2 separate regions of the Homo sapiens genome follow, and region 2 is linked to region 1. A link is a contact called in ENCODE Hi-C or POLR2A ChIA-PET data. All regions are on one chromosome and are shown on one strand. Each heading gives the region's core, a stretch centred on a gene start or an enhancer-like site at or near the end of the contact. The rest is flanking DNA. Distances are from core to core; before and after follow the strand shown.

Evidence for each region. A loop is a pair of places that touch in the nucleus more often than their neighbours do. ChIA-PET counts read pairs that join two places held with the same protein, here RNA polymerase II (POLR2A). Pooled maps may share reads with other maps.
Region 2: a map of posterior vena cava shows a loop between it and region 1 (2.2-fold over the local background). The contact joins two enhancer-like sites. A Hi-C loop is called at or near these places in 1 of 168 maps with a recorded cell type or tissue (posterior vena cava), 3 of 37 single-sample maps with no recorded cell type and 3 of 50 pooled maps. POLR2A ChIA-PET finds 5 or more read pairs at or near these places in 2 of 52 experiments (OCI-LY7 and activated T-cell).

What each region holds. Positions count from the first base shown.
Region 1 is chr4:76,776,885-76,783,029 of GRCh38, reverse strand. SHROOM3 (shroom family member 3) reads right to left here. Exons shown (of 11, transcript NM_020859.4): 11 at 1-4,221. The coding sequence ends at 3,853. The region is part of intron 1 of SHROOM3-AS1 (SHROOM3 antisense RNA 1); the gene reads left to right. Among named protein-coding and RNA genes, the nearest start is that of SHROOM3-AS1, 23 kb to the left of the region's middle. RefSeq lists enhancers at 800-1,094, 828-1,197, 329-1,288, 328-1,527. Within about 2 kb of position 2,714, at least 2 of the 41 ENCODE cell types and tissues checked have a DNase peak (open chromatin) inside an H3K27ac peak, as active enhancers do.
Region 2 is chr4:77,003,428-77,009,998 of GRCh38, reverse strand. SEPTIN11 (septin 11) reads right to left here. Exons shown (of 10, transcript NM_018243.4): 3 at 4,203-4,398. Among named protein-coding and RNA genes, the nearest start is that of SEPTIN11, 57 kb to the right of the region's middle. Within about 2 kb of position 2,543, at least 10 of the 41 ENCODE cell types and tissues checked have a DNase peak (open chromatin) inside an H3K27ac peak, as active enhancers do.

The DNA.
Region 1 (6,145 bases), core at 1,465-3,964:
AATTGGTATTTTTAACAAGCATTCCAAGGATTCTGATGCAGATCGTATCCTGACCACACTTTGAGAAACCATTATTTAGTTTCTGAATGAGCTCCCCATTAAGAAATGTGAAGTTTTATTTAAAAATTAATAAGACAACCCTTTCTGATATTAAAATGGTCTTTATCATTTTATCCTATGCATCCCAAAGAGTTAAGGCAGCAGGAAATACTTTGTTCCCGATAATATATTCCTGTGTAGAAAAGCCCCTTCACATTCACTTGACCACTTTTTATACCTTGTAGGAAATGAAGTTATTTCTGGCTGTAGTTATTCCTTTTTCTAATAGTAAGGTGAATAAAATTCATGTTGTTCTAAAAGGAAAATAATAACTCCAACCTAACAATGAAGCCAGCACTACCATGGACAATTAAACTGAAGAGAAGTAAATTTGGAACCACATAAGAATAAAAAGCCAACATTTCCTTGGGTATCCAGAGACCCAGTATCTTAATAAGAGATGCCTGAATAACATACAAGTTTAAAGGTAGAGCTTAAAGCATATATTTACCATTTAAACTCATGAATTATTTTAGATGAGATATTAACAGTGGAGGAATAGGAAAACTGGGATGTCCCAGGTTGTTTCTCCTTTATAGCTCCCTCAAAGGACCTCAGTTAAGCCCACACTCCTCACCTTAAAAGACAGCCACTGATTCTTAGGGGTGGACCCAAACTTGTTAATCTTCTAGTCTGGAAACCAGCTGTGCAAAACAAACCCTAAAATGTTCCCATAGAGCAAAGGAAAAGATGTTTGGTTTCGACAGCATCTGGTCTCATAGAGAAACTCAGGCACTTTCACTGTGGATCCTCCCTTCATTCTTTGGGGTTAAGTGGCCACCGCAAGAAACAAAACAGCATGAGAAATGGCTGAGTCAACCAACATGTAGTGACATGCCCAGGAACTTCTCAAGTGGCCCAGGAAGTGGAGGCCTCCTGATTTTCTCGCAGGACATTGTCCTTTCCTGGAACCTTGCGGGTGGCTGGAGTATCTGCATTTGGAGTATTGCAAGATTATCTCACCTGAGTTCTGACCAGAAGTGTATCTCCAAAATTATCACATCCACAAAGACAATTATTGACTGTGAGCAAACATTCTCAGTGACATCACGCGTATTCTGAAACCCTGACCAACAACATGCTCCTTACTGTTCTCATGGTCTTGGCAAAGGATACTGTTGGGAGAAAGAAGAATGGTTTCTACTGTAAATGAGTTTTTAAAAATAGTGGGAGAAGAATGCAAAATAGGAAAGGGATAAATACATAGATTTCTAGCTAAACGCATTTAAAAGGAAACTTTGAAAATTTGGTTAGTGATTTCTTTAAAGTACAGAGGTCAAGTCCTATTACAATAAATATCACATCCACCTAAAAATTAGATTTCAAAGTCTCACTTGGTGCCTTACCCATTTCACATAACAGAACAAAGTTTCCACATAATGAAAGAATGGACACAATCCTAGGAGTGTCACAAGCTTTCAGATGTTTGTGGCATGCCAAGCAGCATTGCCTGTTACTGTGCTGTGGGAGTCAATTACTTTTATGTCTATAAATTAGAAAAGTGGCTGGGTGAAGTGGCTCATGCCTGTAATCCCAGCACTTCTGGGACCAAAGCGGAAGGATCCCTTGAGCCCAGGAGTTTGAAACCAGCCTGGGCAACATAGCGAGACCCCCGTCTCTATAAAAAATCAAAAAATTAGCCAAGCATAGTGGTGCACACCTGTGGTCCCAGCTACTTGGGAGGCTGAGATGGGAGGATGGCTTGAGCCTCAGAGGTTCAGACTGCAATGAGCTGTTATCGCACCACTCTGCACTCCAGCCTGGGCAACATAGTAAGACCCTTTCTCAAGAAAATAAATAAAAATTTTTGAGAAAGACTGAATATGTAAAATGTTCCCCAGTCAAATCCCGAAAAATGGTCATCTCGAAGAGTGTTGGGAACTGGGAGCCCCCTGGATTCCTCTGAGGAATTTCACTAAGAATAACTGTAGACGTTTGCTGGCTGTCTTCCACCTGGCTTGGCTTGTGAGGGCTCATTCAGTATCAGCAAGACACACAGGTAGTTACTGATGGAGTTAATTTCAGGCTCCCATGTTGGCCTAAGACTGATGACCATGCAGTGTGGCTGTTGAATGCTGTCACTGGTTCTACTGCTTTCCTGGGAGACAGGACCTCTGAATGAAAACATCCCTGGGAAACCAAGGTGCTGTCTTATTTGTATCAATGGAGTCATGCAGTATATAAGCTCCAAAGAACAAAGCCATAGCTTTGGTTGACTATGCAAAGGAAACTTCTGGGTGGCCAGTTGTTTATAAGTTAATCAAAAGACATCTCTACTGGAGACCCAAACTACAATTTTGATATTCTTACATAGGAGATAAAACTTCATTAAGTAATGAAAATGTACTAAGGGGAGAAGGAGCATTTGGTTCCCTTGTCATTTTTTTTTTTTTTTTACTTCAAAATTTTACTCCCCCAATTTTCTAAGACTGGCTACTATGAAACTCGTAAGCCCAAATCAACAAAGGTGGCCACCAGCCACAGATCAAACGTGAAAAAACAAATCTACCTCTAGCACAGCCTGGGATGTACTACCTGCTCAAAGTATAAGGCTACTGCCATCTCCAGCAGCTGTAAACATAGCCTGGCTGCCAGCCCATAACCTCCTCAGCCTTCCAGTTTGTTTTTATAAGCTTACAACTGGGGCTACAGAGTAACCTCTGAAATGTTATTATTGAAACATGATAAAGCAAAATCAGTCTTCAGAGGTTAAGGAGGCAGTTTTTAATCAAAGTGTGGTCAACAGGTTTGACATTTTAGAAAACATTTTTTTTTTTTAAAGCATCATTAAAACAGCCTCAATAAACAGGCCGTATTTAGCCCAAATCTTGTTCAGGAGAACAGCATGGGCTCCGTTTGAATTTTGTTGGATTCTGGACGTCCTCCTCCTATTATATAGGTCTGAGAGTTGTCTTTGTTAATAAAATTTAGCTTTGTTTCCCCACCAGTGATAATGACATGAAGCACTAGGAAATGATGCAATAACCGCAGTGCATGAGGCCTTCCTCCTGGGGAAGGTGTGAGACAGGAGGGGAGCAGGACTCCCCCATACTCAGTCCAGTGGAAGCGCAGAATGCCTGCTCGTGTTGGTAAAAATAAGACAGGAATGTAAGAAAAAAAGTCTTCACGCTCAACGTGACTATCTTTGGAATTCATTTCATTAAGGTTTTCACAAAATACAAAGCTCAAACGTAATCATCTATGTCCACCACAAAACAGAATCAAATAAGTGGTTAGCACAACAAACATAGTGATCTTTTCCATTTTAAAAAATATAAATAACAATGTTCAAGGTTTTACAGTTTTCTTAGTGTGTGTCTTTTTAAGGCTTTATGTTGCAGACCCTTCATTAATGGTACTTGTACCCTGCCATCAGGATACACTGCCCACCAGCAAGGAAGGCCACTGTGGATACATTCCTGAGGGGGACACACACTGATCCATGTTGCCTCAGCCTGTTAAAAACTAAATGATCAAACACCCTCCAATCAGTTCTCAGTTTCATTAACTTTCTTTCTACTACAAAGTAATAATAGAAAGGGGTACGTGTCCAGCAGCATTCGAGCTCTCAGAAGATCAATCAGGAAGGGCAAGAAGGAAAAAGGCTTCCTCCTGGAGAGAATTTTTTTCCTTTCATCAGGAACAAACACCAATAACCCAGATAGTTCAAACAGTGGTTTGTACTGAAACATTTTTCAGATTAAATAGTGTTGAGAGAAACAGTGATCTTTTGGTTGGGTATTTTAGAAGAGGTTAAAGTGGAGAGGTTAATGTTGGGAAAATACCACTGAAAGTACAGCCCCCAGCAGGAATGGGCTCACTCGTGAGGTTTGGGGGCAGAGCCAGGGCCCCAGCCTTGGGAATGAAATCTGAGGGCAGGCTCTCCAGCAGACACTTGACCTGCTCCTGGCCCAGCTTGATCTTGTCATCCAGCTTCCGTTGCTCAATGAGGAGCGTGGACTTCATTTTCACGAAGTGCTGGTAGTCCTGGAGCTGCTCCTCTGAAAGGTAATTGGCCAAGATGCCCAGCACTACTCGCTCCCTGCGATCCAGGTTCTCCTTCAGCTCCCGGGCATCCTCATGCTGACCAGCCAGGATCTTCCTTTTCTCGTAAAGAGAGCTCTGCCAGGGAAAATTGGACAGATCAATGAAGGCCAGGGAAAGGGAGAAAAGAGCCAGACTCCCTGCAAGGACACCTCTGACAGGACTGGGAAATATCTAAGCTCTATTCCTATTGTCACTCCTAAGTAAGGAGGCTAACTTTTTGAAAATCAGATTATCCTTATATTACATATTACAGCATTCTCTAAATTGTAACATCATAGGATAGCTTCAGTTTGAGAGCTGTTACATTAAATTGGCTGGAGATAAAATTGCTTTCAGATTCTTGACTTTAAAAACCAATCATCAGCTGGGCTTGGTGGCTCACGCCTATAATTCCAGCACTTTGGGAGGCCGGGATGGATGGATCACTTGAGGCCAGGAGTTCAAACCCAGCCTGGCCAACATGGTGAAACCCCGTCTCTACTAAAAATACAAAAATCACCTAGGCATGGTGATGCATGCCTGTAATACCAGCTACTTGGGAGGCTGAGGCATGAGAATTGCTTGAACCCAGGAGGCAGAGGTTGCAGTGAGCCGAGATGTGCCACTGCACTCCAGCCTGGATGACAGAGTGAGACTCTTGTCTCAAAAAAAAAAAAAAAAATCATCAAGGTACCTTGAGTATATACATGAATACGGTGGTTCTCAAGGTGTGGTTGCTGGACCAGCAGCAGTGGCATCACCTGGGAAATTGTTAGAAATGCAAGGGTTCAGGCCCTCTTCCACCTCTTGAATAAAAAACTCTGGAGGTGAGGCCCAGCAACCTGTTTTAACAAGCCTTCCAGATGATTCTTTTGCGGCTAAAGTTTGAGAACCTCTCCCTAATCCATAATAGCAATGAGATCATATTTCCCATCTCTAAAGAAGCCAGTTTCCATTTTTTCAGTTCTCTTTTGCAGGCCTCTGATCCAAAATGAGAGAAATTCTGTTCAACAATGACGGCAATGTCATATTCTAAGAGTTTCTTATGCTTTTCTATGATATTGTAGCATATGTTATCTTTAATGTGGTTTTCTCTCCAACATGATCATTTTTAAATTAAAAAAATTATATTTAACCATTCAGACATTTTAGGCAAAGTAACTGAGGAGACAAACCCACAGCCAACATTATACTGAACAAGGAAAAGTTGAAAGCATTCCCCCTGAGAACTGGAACAAGACAAGGGTGCTCACTTTCACCACTGCTATTCAACATTGTACTAAAAGGTCTAGCCAGAGCAGTCAGACAAGAGAAAGAAAGAAAGGGCATCCAAATTGGTAAAGAGGAAGCCAAACTGTTGCTGTTTGCCAACGATATGATCCTATACCTAGAAAACCCTGAAGACTATCCAAAAAGCTCCTAGATCTAATAAATGAATTCAGTAAAGTCTCAGGATACAAAATCAATGTACACAAATAAGTAGCACTGCTATACACCAACAGCGACCAAGCTGAGAATAAAATCAAGAACTCAACCACTTTCACAATAGCTGCAAAAAAATAAAATACTTAGGAATATACCTAATCAAGGAGGTTAAAGACCTCTGCAAGGAAAACTATAAAACACTGCTGAAAGAAATCATAGATGACACACACAAATGGAAACATATCCTGTGCTCATGGATGGGTAGAGTCAATATTGTGAAAATGACCATACTGTCAAAAGCAGTCTACAAATTCAATGCAATTCCCATCAAAATACCGCCATCATTCTTCACAGAACTAGAAAAAACAATCCTAAAATTCATATGGAACCAAAAAAGAGCCCGCATAGCCAAAGCAAGACTAAGCAAAAAGAACAAATCTGGAGGCATCACGTTACCCAACTTCAAACTATACTACAAGGCCACAGTCACCAAAACAGCATGGTATTAGTGTAAAAACAGGCATATAGAGCAATGGAACAGAATAGAGAACCCAGAAATAAAGCCAAATACTTACAGCCAACTGATCTTCGAGAA
Region 2 (6,571 bases), core at 1,294-3,793, 230 kb before region 1:
AGGAACTTTACATTCACCCAGTTCTCTGCTGGTTATCTGTTCTGCTATGGAGCTCATGTCCAGTAGGGAAGTAGAGCAAGCCACTCCAGTGAGGTCCACCCATGCCCTTTGCCCTTTGAGTCTGGGGCTGATCCTTCTGTCTCCTGACACTGAGGCAGATTTGGGGATTAGGGCTCTTCCCCAGCAGCCTCTTATCCCAAAGGGTAAGAGAAGCAGCTCACAGCAATTGCTCCCCTGCCTCCCCTGTGTCTGATTTTTAGCTTTTAGCACCTCCTCCTCTCAATAGTAGTCCAAATATGGTTCTGTTTTCTATTAGTTTCCCTTCTTGCCTCTGGTTTTGATTCTGATCCTCCAAAGATAATGAGAAGCATAACAACACTCATTTTGCAGTGAGGAATGCTTTCCCCACTGGATTCAAGATATCTTTTGTTCTCTAATATCTCAGGCTTCCTTCTACCTGTTCTTATTAGAGAGTCCTGGCCAATCATTCAGTCTCCCTTCTTTTCACTCTATGTATTCCCTCTAGAAAATCATACTCATTCCTGTGTTCCACTCACCATCTATCTGATGACAAGTCATAAATCTCTACCTCCAACCCAGATCTTTCCTCTGAGCTTCAGACCCATCCACAATTGGTTATCCTATATTTTCAACTGCTTCTCCAACTAAATATGTCCAAAACTGAACTATTCATCCTGCCTTCAAACCCTCACTTTCCCTGTATTCCTTAGCATGGTGGGCCACCACCCACACCACTGGCCAAGTCAGAAACCTGGGATTCAACCTGGAGCCTCCTTCTCTTATGTCATACACATAATAAATATGAAATCCCATCTACTTTACCTTCCATACCATTATTAACCAATAAAAAGAAATGTATTCCTGGACAACAATTTACCAAAACCACTATTCCCTATGTCAAAGATTTAATTATGCTGATGAAATAATTTCTTCTTGATGAGACTCAAGCCAGCCAAGTGGTTTTGTACTCCTCATCATCATCCTGTAGATGAGATGAATTATCTGCCTCTTCCTCCAAATCCTTTCCACTTCTCCATCTAAAGTGAGAAAGATAGGAAGCTTAATCCCAACTTAGCCTTTTGCTAGCCCCATTCCTACTAACACTTATTTATATTTTTTTTGCCAATTAAAACTTCCCTGAATTGTGGCCATATCAATCAGAGGAAAGACAGGAGGACAAATCCAATCTAGCCCTTACGTTTTCACATCATTTTCTTTTAAGGCATGGAGATATTCCTTGTTACACAGCACTCATTTTTTTTTCCATATACCTCCAGCCATAAAACATACACACACACAAAAATGACAGAGGCTAACCCTAAAACCGATGGAAAAAGATACTTAGACAATGTGATCCATCCATCCAACCTACCCACTGATCATTCTTGCAAAATGGCCAATGCCATCATTCAGGGACTGACTTTCCACTTCATATACGACCAAATACTTACCATGTTTTTCCCTTATCTTGCTGTCTGTTAGCCAATTTTCCTTATCCCTTGACTACCTCCACCAGAAAGTGTGATTAAAAACTTAAAATTTAAAGGCCAAACAGTCCATCTCACTACTGTTTTATAACTCTGATAAAGATTTGGTGAGGTTGAAATTCCGTCTCAGGGGATTTCAATTATCTCTGCCTTTGAGGGCTAACTATCATTACAGCTAGTGATACGCCATGGACAGCTCACCTCCCATCTCCCCAGTGTGGGGCAAACTAATTATTCTATTTCCAATTGAACAACAAAACTTGCTTTCCCTTCTTCCCCAGGCCCCTTTCTTTCTCCACTGAAGAGTACAAACAGCCAAAACAAGGAAGCCCTTAAATAACAAAGAGTGAAATGTGCTTTTAAACATAACAGGAAACCTTACCAGATCTCTCTTCCTGCCTCCTTCTAGCTAGCCTGGTCTGAGGCAGATAATAATACAGGAATGTTGACATGTCCAAAGCCTACATAAACAAACTGGGACATTCTTGAAGTCTTGCATCTATGGCAGAAAAGCTTGCCTAATCCCCAAAGTAGGTAAAAATCAACATGGGCATAGAGAAATACCACATCCCTTTCCATATGGTTATATATTGATGCAGAAATGAATATCCCACTTCCAGTTTCTTGAGGGAGGCAGAGCCTGTCCAGATAACAATTTGTGAACAAGTAATTTGGCTTTACAGTCAACAGTGTCAACAATACCTTCTGAGGCACAGGGTAACAGAGAGTTTTAAGTGCCATTTAAAGAGGTTATGCAATAGCTGTCAAGAAATTTCAGAGGAAAAAAAATATTTGGTATCTAGGTTAAGTTAATATCACACTTCCTCTCTTCTAAATCTCCTTGGAAACTATTATTTGACCCAAATGAGTCAGATAATTTCTTAAGGAGGGCTCCAGCTGCAAATATGAGGATATGCATTGTGCTAACTGTTTGCTGCTGAGTGCTGATTGGGGAGTGAAAAGCCACCAGCAGCCCGAGGGAAAGTCCCAGTTTAGGGGAGAGGCAAAAATTGAGTGGCAGCACTGTGGCAACCCCAGTGAGCTGGAAGAGCACAGGGAATCTCAGCAAGAGGCTATGTGGAGGATGGTTCTCATTCCTTGGGGGAGGGATCCTGAAAAAGTACAGTTGCTGTCTTCCAATCAAGGAATGGACAAGCAAGATTTTTCCTAACGCCAGTGAGAAAATCTATACCAGTCTGAGAGATGGAGAACAGGCCTTGCTCTGGGTATATTCTGTGAGTATGCAATGATTGAAACCCCCGGCTCTCTTCCCAGCTCCCACAATGCACTTGTGCCCCTTTCCTTATGACCAGGCCTTTCTCTTCATTTACTGCTCTTGGCATTACAAACAGCCTTCAGGCAGGGGCCTCTCCATCATTCCCTGTCATTGAGGTCATATATTAAGAGCAACTGCTCAGCTGCAGTGTCAGAGCTGAACTTGTTCCCTGCCCCAGCACAATGTACAGATAGTCCATTTTGGTATGCAAAATAAAATCTTTCTCACTCTATCTACCAATTGTTCCTGTTATCACGGGACAATGTCTACTGAAGAGCATTTAAAGTGCTTTGTAGATAAAATAAAGAGCTTGGTGCTCAGCTAAAGAATGAATTAAACATTTATCTGTCATTACTGTGGTGCTCATACTTATATCAGGCATAGATAAAATATATCTAGGCATTTCTAGATAAAAATAGTCGAGTTCCTCTTTACAAAACACATGTGTATAATATACAGTTTTGAGGAATATGGGGAAAAAATCCTGATACAAGCAAAGTGTCTGAGCTGTAAGCAAACACACCCTAACTTACTGATTTGTTGTTCATGTCTACATGTTGGTCACACTAAGCAGGTAGACACTTATGCCCATAATGTTGTAACTGCTCAAAGATGTTTCTGGAAGCCCCATTCTACAATCACCTTTGGACCTGGGGCAGTTTTATTTTAACTTTCTCAAACTTCTTTTGAGAATGAATGTACTATGTAAAATAGTCATAAGACATCTGAGGTTGAGACTGATGAACAGAATTGGTGCTCTTGAGAAGGAATGTGAACAAAATCCTGAGACTAAGACTAACATGGGTTGTATGCCACGAAATTTTAAGAATTGAAAACTTCCCTCAAATAAGGGCAAAAGATAACTCATGGTAAAGACCCAAACTTACATGGTTTATAAATGGGGTACATTATAAAAACTCAGTGTACTATTTTATCATTATATAGCAAGCCATGGTGAAGGCATTTGATTACCTGGGGCAGATTTGGTGGAGCTTCTAGAGACCTCCCCTCTAGTGTCCTGGCTTCCCAAGCAGTATGAAGTGATTGATGGCTGGGGTTTCTGCTAAAACTGTTCTGTAGGGTGGCTGGGTGTTTCTCTAGATTGCTTTTCCTGGTAGGAAAGCCCCAAACCTGGTTTCATGGCCTTTGTGGAAAGATGTTGTAAGCTAATTTAGTCCCTCTAATAAAGCCCCTTTCTGATCCTACTAGCTGGGATCAATTTTGATGTCTGATTCTGACCTCAAGGAAGAATATTCTCAGAAAAATTCTCAGAGGACAAGAATATCACACCTTTTAGGCAATAGAGGACCAAGCCCCACAACTAAAAAATCCCCAAAACATTTGGCCTTTAAATTTACCTGGGATGGATCCTGCTATCTCCTCATCCATTCATGTCCCCCCAAAATCCCAAGATGTACCTGTCATCTTTATTTATCTGGTCTCCAAATCCCACGGTGTCAACAATGGTTAACTTCAGCCGTACATTGCTTTCCTGAAGCTCATAACTTCTGGCTTTTAACCGAACACCTGGTTCATTGTGAGTAGCTGGGTCACTTTCAAATTTGGTGTTGAACAAAGTGTCCATTAACGTGGATTTGCCAATGCCTGTCTCACCTACATAACCACAAAAGAAAAATCAGAGAATGTGTCAATGTCTCTCAGACATCAGTTCAATTCATCAGTATTTTTTATTAGTCATGATTATAAAGTTTAAAAAAGAAAAACTGTCACCAGAAATGTCACTGTGAAGAGATAATTCTTTCTATGTGTAATCTATGGAATACCTTCCTAAAAATGCCTCAATGAATTTCAGAAACTATTTAGCAGAGAGATTTCAAATTTACAGATCAAGAGATTCTTCTTTACCTCTGAATAGAAAAATTGTACTTGTAAGATTGCCTGTGCTCAGTTTGTATATTACAAGAACAAGAACATGAACTTTGTCTCTTTCTCTCCTAAATGTTAGAGTATAAATCTATATTACTTAAGGGATAAAAGACTATACTGTTGAATTTCTGTTACTTGAAACAAGTGATTCCATTTACACTGAATTACCTAAAAGATCAGTTAATTCAACATCAATATGATACCATGTCGTAGAAAAGAATTACATTATTCAAAATAACACTCTTGATGACAATAATCACTAACATCACTGAGTGCTCACTTTGTGCCAACCCCGGTGGCAAGAGCTTCTAGTGCATTATCTCTTTTATGTATGTATGTATATATGTATTTATTTATTCAATTTTGAGACAGAGTCTCGCTCTGTCCCCCAGGCTGGAGTACAGTGGCGCGATCTCGGCTCACTGCAACCTTCATCTCCTGGATTCAAGTGATCCTCCCAGATCAGCCTCCTGAGAAGCTAGGATTACAGGCACATGTCACCACACCTGGCTAATTTTTGTATTTTTAGTAGAGACGGGGTTTCACCATGTTGGCTGAGCTGGTCTTGAACTCCTGACCTCAAATAGTCCACCTGCCTCAGCCTCCTAAAGTGCTGGGATTACAGGCATGAGCCACCACGCCCGGCTACATTATCTCATTTAAACCCTAGTACTACTCCCATGAAATAGGTACTACTGTTTCCTCCATGTTCAAGATGGAACACTAGGCTTAGATAAGATTTATGAGTAACTTGCCTGAAGTCATTGCTAAGTGGTGGAACCAGGGTTCTAACTCAAGTCTGTATGGTTCCAACACCTGCACTCAACCAAGACAGCAGCCTGATTTTACTATTACACAGAAAACTGACTGCCTAACATTTTCCAGTTATGGTTATATTAATCTCTCCATATTGTTTTTATTTTTCTTTATCCAGCTGGAGTCAAGAAGCCAAACATTTGTGGCTTCTTAGATAGTTTTCCCAGCTTCAGTGTGAAGTTTGTGACAATGAAAGTAAATGATGTCAAATGACCTTATTTACACTGATAATTCAACTCAGTAAGTGTTTACTGAGATCTCCCATGTGCAAAGCAGAGTAGCAGGTATCTGTAACCACTGTACCAATCACATGATGACACCCAAATGTGGGGCTATGAAGAACTGCAGCCCAACCCTCAAAATAACACCAAGCAAATTCTCTCTTAATTCTAATTCTTATTGTTGAGTCAAAGACAGTTGGCAATGAGAAAAAAACAGCCTTATGTTCGTGGTGGTGGTGGCTGAGCATATGATGATGGAGAGAAGCAGGTAGAAATCTAGAAACATTAGCCCTAGGGATACCTTTTTTCTTTCTTAATCTGGAAAATTTTTCAATTAGATTTCCAGCTCAATTTAAACTTGCCAATATAGAACAGCCCTTTCAACTACTTCTAATCCCAATATGTTCCTAGGAGCATCCCCTCTTCTAAGGACTGCTATAATGACTTTAAGGATGGTAGTGTTCTATGGAAAAAAGAAAAGCTCTGGGCAACCCTCCCACTATAATGACAAAATCTACTTACTAGTTATAAATTCTGTATTGTATACTCATTGCTTTCTAACATAATACAAAAGTGAAGGAGGATGAAGTCTTTCTGGATTTGAGCTTTCTCTGATTAGAAAAGCCTTATATGGCTTGCCTGTAACTATGATGATTCACTTATAGGATAAAAGTTGGTCAAGTATATTCATCTTACTCTTTAACCTTTCCTGTGTGTCCCTGAACATCTAAGATCACAGAATTTCCTCTTTAGTCAACCATCATTCAGCCAGTATTTTTCCAGTGCCTACTATATACAAGTTCTGTGCCAAGTTCTGAGAATTCAAGAAACTAGCCTGATAGGGTGTTCTCCCACATCTTAGA